Regions from separate parts of the Mus musculus genome. Here region 1 is linked to region 2. Evidence: chromatin loops called from intact Hi-C (ENCODE). Cell type or tissue: left cerebral cortex. All regions are shown on one strand. Each heading gives the region's core, and the rest is flanking DNA. Links, peaks and the distances in the headings are about the cores only. Region 1 overlaps A930006I01Rik (RIKEN cDNA A930006I01 gene). Region 2 has its middle 58 kb from the start of Apip.

Region 1 (2,810 bases), core at 16-2,515, 220 kb before region 2:
AAGCCATAGTTATGGGAGAAGCCATAGTTTCCTCAGAAGCACTTGGCACGTTGTCCGGACAGCAAGAGAAGCCAGTGCTGCCATTGATAGCTGTGTGACTTCAGGAAAATTGCTCAATGTCTCCCAAGCTCTATTTCCTCGTCGCTCATGACTAATAATTCCGTCCATGGGGGTATTTGTAAAGATTAAAGAATGTTAAGTACATTAATGCGTGTAGTGAACTGCAAAGCTATATGCAAATACAAGCGTTGGAACTAAGGAGGTCTGTGATTCCTGGCTCCATTTACACAAGAATGGATTGTCACACTTTGCATAAGTGATGGGTTTTCCTTTCTGAAGTTACTTCTTTGAGATCCCTAATCCTTACCATTGGGAGAAAGACTGGGGTTAGGAGAGAGGAGAAGGGTAACACAGGAGGTGAATGACCAAAGCACATTAATACATGTTTGAAAACATCTTAATGACACCCATTATTTTGTACAATGAGTTAGGCTGGTGGGGGGGAGACAAAATCGATATTTTAGAGAAAAAAAAAAGCTTCACAAACTGAAAGTGTCTTCCATTATTTGCTTTAGAGTTAAAGCATGAGCCACCATCCTTGGACTGGGAACACAAGAAAGACATTTCACTTCCCCCATCAATGATTTCTCTCTCCCTCCGGTTCCTTATCTGCCTCCTCCTTATCTCAGAAAAGCCTTTAGCCGGTTGCCAGGAGAGATGGCTGATCTTTCTCTTCTGCCTCCCGCAATGCTGATAAAAAGCAGGAGGGGGCACAAGGGATGGAAACAATTCTGGTCCTGCCAGCCTCAGTCCAAGGAGCATTTTAGGCCAGGGGATGGGGTTCCCCTGCTGGGGGCGGGGAGATCAGTAGGTCTGTGTGTTCCAGTCTCGACAGTCCAAAACCCTCTCTTGACATTGGGAAAGTCAGTGAGTTGGATTCAAGCTTTAGGGACTCTTTGGCTGCAGTCTGGTTACTTCTGCATGCAGCCACTAGATGGCAATGTCTTCCTAACCCTAAAGCAAGGTTTTGCTTTGGAAAAATGCCAAGTTTTAACACAGACAAACCACACACACACACACACACAGACACACAGACACACAGACACACAGACACACACAGACACACACACACACACACACACAGACACACAGACACACAGACACACACACACACACACACACACAGAGACACACACACACACACACACACACACACACACACACACACTTGTTCTCCCCTAAAGTGCAAAATAATATCCATATCAATAGGGAAGCAAAGAACGTTCTTTCTGAAAACTCTGGGTAAGTTAGTGATGCAGACAGACAGGGCACCTGCTGGAAGGAGGCATATTTGTGAGGACTGAGGTCTTCATTGAAGATGTCTTCAGTGGCTGCAGACAGTGTCATCAGGGAGCTATGGGAACTGTTGGGTATTAGGAAGCTGCAGAGGTCATGGAGATGTGCCCTAGATGGAAGGTTTGTGTGAAGAACCCTGCAAAACTCTGGCCCATGCCAAGTGCCGCCTGGCCTTGCAGAAGTTGGCCTTGCAGACACATGCCCAGGGCTGGCTGTTAAGACTGTCCTGGCAGAATCAAGGACCTCCTTTGCAGGCAAGGAATTCAGAGAGAGACAGTGCGATGGGAGCCTTCTCTTGTAGATGGGGAAACTGAGGTCAGAGCAAGGAAGGTCTCTGGAGTCTGTCTTCTTGCTAAGTTTCTTTGCATGTAAACAGCCCAATTGACTTTAAATGGCTTTTCCCAATGTCTCATGCTCTTTGATGAGCTAGCATAGCTTCTTAAGCTTCCTGGCTCCAGCTTGCCAAGCGCCAGTGTCTATGCAAACCCGGGCATGCTGCAGTGGTTGAGGTTCCAATAGCAGATGAATATGTTCAAAGCCATCCAGCAGCCAAGTGATCCGGTAGAGGAGAAAAGTCATTCCAAGTAATCGCTTATTAACTCGCCAAGCAATCTCACATCTCACCGTAGATGCTTTGCAGCTAATAATGATAATAATAAGTACTTATTTAGTGCTTCTTGTAGATCAGTCTCCATTTTAATCAGTTAGTATCATAGAGCCACATTATTCCAACAACACCATGAAATAGATCCTACTGCCATTTTTTTGAGTCAGGAGCTGTCTGTCTATACAGCTCAGGCTGTCCTGGAACACAGGAGAAATGCCCCCCCCCCCCCCCGCCTCAGTTTCCACAGTGCTTGGATTACCGATATCTGCTGACAAATTTGGTTCAGTTATTACTCTGTCTGTGTTACAGGTCCAATAGGGTAAATCAGAGAAGGTAAATAACTCGCCTACGGTTACACAGCTGGAAGGCACAGAGCCAACATCACACCCTGCTTTGCCTAACTCCAGAGCAGATCTTTTAGCATTCCTGCCATGAAGTTGCTTATGACACTTTCTCCCATGTGTAGGCTCTGACAGAGGCACTTGTCAGAGTTTCGGACCAGAGCACCAGTCAGCATCTTATCATTTTCCGATTGTGACATGGTGGCCCAGGGGTGGTGAGCAGGCTCAGGGCTTGGAGACTTGGTGGCTTCCAAGTCACACCTACAGGCTACTCAGAACGTGAACGTGTGGGACGAAAGAGTTGCTTGTAGACAGAGGCCAGCACCAACAGGCAAGACACTGCTGGATCTGTTTGGGGGCAAGCACAGGAGGAGTGGGTATCTCAGGGGACAAAAGGACAATAGCACAAAGAGGTAGTCTGTGTATAAAGGGCCACCCTGTTCTGGGGTCTGAGTGTCACCTTGATACAAAAGGACTTAGCATGTGGCAGTAAGGACTGACTACTC
Region 2 (2,810 bases), core at 124-2,623:
GATGAGCTGTGATAATTGTTGCATAACAATGTAAACGTACCTAATGCCTGAATGATATACTTAAAGATGGGTAAGATTGTAGTTAGTATGTTCTATATATTTTTCATCGCAATTCAGAATAAAATAAAATTTAAGAGACACTAAAATACTTCAGTCACCAAAATAGATATCTGAGTATATTTACATATACATGTAACTTGCTGGAAATCAAAATCAAATCATAATACATGCAAGTACTCTGCCACTCAGCTATATCCCCAGACTAAACATTATAGTTTAAAACAATCAAAAATAATGCAAAAACAAGTCTGTGAAGAAAACATTGAAAACAATTTAGATTAGGACTATCAGGGTCAATGTCTTACCAGACAGTAATAGAGTCTTAGGCAAAAGGAAACCCCAGGGATTCGCAACCGGCACATACGCTGGAGAGTCTGAGGGGCTGTTAGGAGTGTGGACTTGGGCATTCACATTGAAGATGATTACTATATGTTCTATCAGCCTCCTCTTCCAACACTAAAGCAGAACTATGTTAACAGGCATTGGGTAGTCAAAGAAGCTGATTACCACAGGAGTCCTCTTTGTTATCTAATGGCCCATTGGAGGGATAGCTGGGAACTTCATTCAGGGAAGGAGTTGACTGGAAGCTGGGGGCCTTGGGGGTCTGTTTCAGGGCAGCTCTACCCCCTCACACATTTGGAGGTGCTCCTCAACACACCAAGCCTACACCTCTGCTGACAGACTTCCTTCCTTCTTTCCTTCCTTCTTACTTATTCCCTCCCTCCCTCCCTCCCTCTCCCTCTCCCTCTCCCTCTCCCTCTCCCTCTCCCTCTCCCTCTCCCTCTCCCTCTCCCTCTCCCTCTCCCTCTCCCTCTCCCTCTCCCTCTCCCTCTCCCTCTCCCTCTCCCTCTCCCTCTCCCTCTCTCTCTCTCTCTCTCTCCCTCCCTCCCTCTCTCTCTCTCTCTCTCTCTCTCTCTCTCTCTCTTTCTGATTTTTAAATGAGCTTCAGACCTAATCACCCAGCAACCTGCTTCTCTTTGCCATCTGGCTCGGGCAGCTCCAGAAGGGAAGGCAGCTGCAGGACAAGTCTCTGCAGCAACACTAAAGGTCCAGGTACTGCCATGAACAATGCAAATACTGGGGAGTGTCTGCTGATTAATGGAATGAAGCCCACAGAGGTTCCTATGTCATCCCCTCCGTTGTCCTGGGAAACACCAGATGGATGGTCTCCACGTAACCACCCAAGTCCACTGATTTTGTTTCAGAGGTCGGAACTTAGGGATGGCTGCTTCATTTTTCTGGATCCCAATGATTCCAGCCAGGAGATTCTGTCATCATCATTGTGATTCCCACCCTCACCCTATATGTTCTGTTTTCTTTTCCAGGAAGAAGGCAATTTACTTCCTGCTTTCTCAGTCTGTGGGGTCTGGCCCTTTGGCTAGACTTACCTAGGCCATCTCTAAGCTCCAGGAACACACATCTCCTACCATGGCCTCTGCTAATACAACCTCTTTATGCTTTCCTCCCACCCTGCTCTACTCAGCCACCTTGCTCCTTCCCCCAGCTCAATTGAGTCTCAGCTAGATTTTGCCCCACCGGGGACATCCGGCAACTAGATTGATTGGCACAGCTGAGCTTAGGCGGGGGAACTACTGACATCTAGTGGGTAGAAGATGGAGACTGAGTCTCAAGATGCTACAGTGTATGAGATACTGCTCCTTACCCTGCACTGTCTCCCAGCCACAAATAACAGAGTACTGAGTTTAACAATTGTCCCAGGTGACCAGATTCATCTGCCCAAACTCATCGTGACTTCTGGGAAAGTGGGCTCTGATGTGCTTCCCCGACATCCCCACCTCTGCCACCCAAATCCACCACACATTAAGCCATATTGTCAGCACAATCCTTTCTTTCCTTAGTTTGTCATTCTATCTCTGTGGCATTGCTTGGGTATCTACTCTGATGTGCAAGGTTCATGAAGTCAGTGAGTTTATTCTCAAATATCTGTGTGTCTGATGGACTCTTCTACCTTTCTCAAACAATAAACAGAAAAATAATTTGAGCCTCTAACTAGGTACAAGGGACTTTTAGAAGTCATACACTGCCATATACAAGGTGAACTTGACTTCAATCTTTAACCTTTTGAAAATAATAAGCGATGTTAATATAGGCATGACAAGGAATGGGACTGTGAGTTCTGGGACTCAATTCTGCATGCTTGCATGGCAAAGCACTTTACCAGCCGAGTCATAGCCCCGGCCTGGGTTTGAATTTTTCCTTGGGGAGATGTGTGACGACAATCTGCACTCTGGAAACTGATTCTCGTATGTAATACCATAAGCATATTTACTGGGGTCAGGTCTCATATGCTATATCTGCATGATGGTAAGGAAGGCAGGCTGGGGGTGGATGAGGAAGCCAGCCAATGTGTACACCCTCATTTGGGATATAGCCCTGTGGATTGGTTCTGAACTAAAGTCAAGGAGTCCAGCCTTCATAGCTTGTCACAGGATCAGGGAGACCAGCTCGGAGGCTATGACCTCGATGAGCAGTTTCTGATCAGGGTGTACAGGCATGAGAAGAGAGCATATCTACGCTGAGGAGGGCATCTAGGCAGAGCACTCCACCAGGCCCACCACTAGAATTCACTTATCCATCAGTACATGTGAATCTCTTGAATGCAACATACTCACTCACACACACATCTCAGAGACTGTATGCCCCTAAATGTTACTTGATAGAACCAAGTCTAGTGATGATCAGCTTAGAATATGGTACCCAGTTTTCAAAGGGAAGATTTATTTTTATTT

Evidence for each region. A loop is a pair of places that touch in the nucleus more often than their neighbours do. Peaks named below come from ENCODE experiments on the same cell type or tissue, not always from the same donor. Only the 100,000 strongest peaks of a DNase experiment are listed, where the experiment ranks them.
Region 1: it touches region 2 in a loop (4-fold over the local background); 17 of 42 quality-filtered maps call a loop at or near these places.

The regions. Positions count from the first base shown.
Region 1 is chr2:103,345,678-103,348,487 of GRCm38, reverse strand. All of the region lies in intron 1 of A930006I01Rik (RIKEN cDNA A930006I01 gene), which reads left to right. Among named protein-coding and RNA genes, the nearest start is that of A930006I01Rik, 26 kb to the left of the region's middle. In left cerebral cortex, for the core only: a CTCF peak has its summit at 967 (motif pointing right); a DNase peak (open chromatin) is centred at 969; H3K4me3 peaks cover 195 bases.
Region 2 is chr2:103,130,177-103,132,986 of GRCm38, reverse strand. No RefSeq gene overlaps it. Among named protein-coding and RNA genes, the nearest start is that of Apip, 58 kb to the right of the region's middle. In left cerebral cortex, for the core only: a CTCF peak has its summit at 1,656 (motif pointing left); a DNase peak (open chromatin) is centred at 1,640.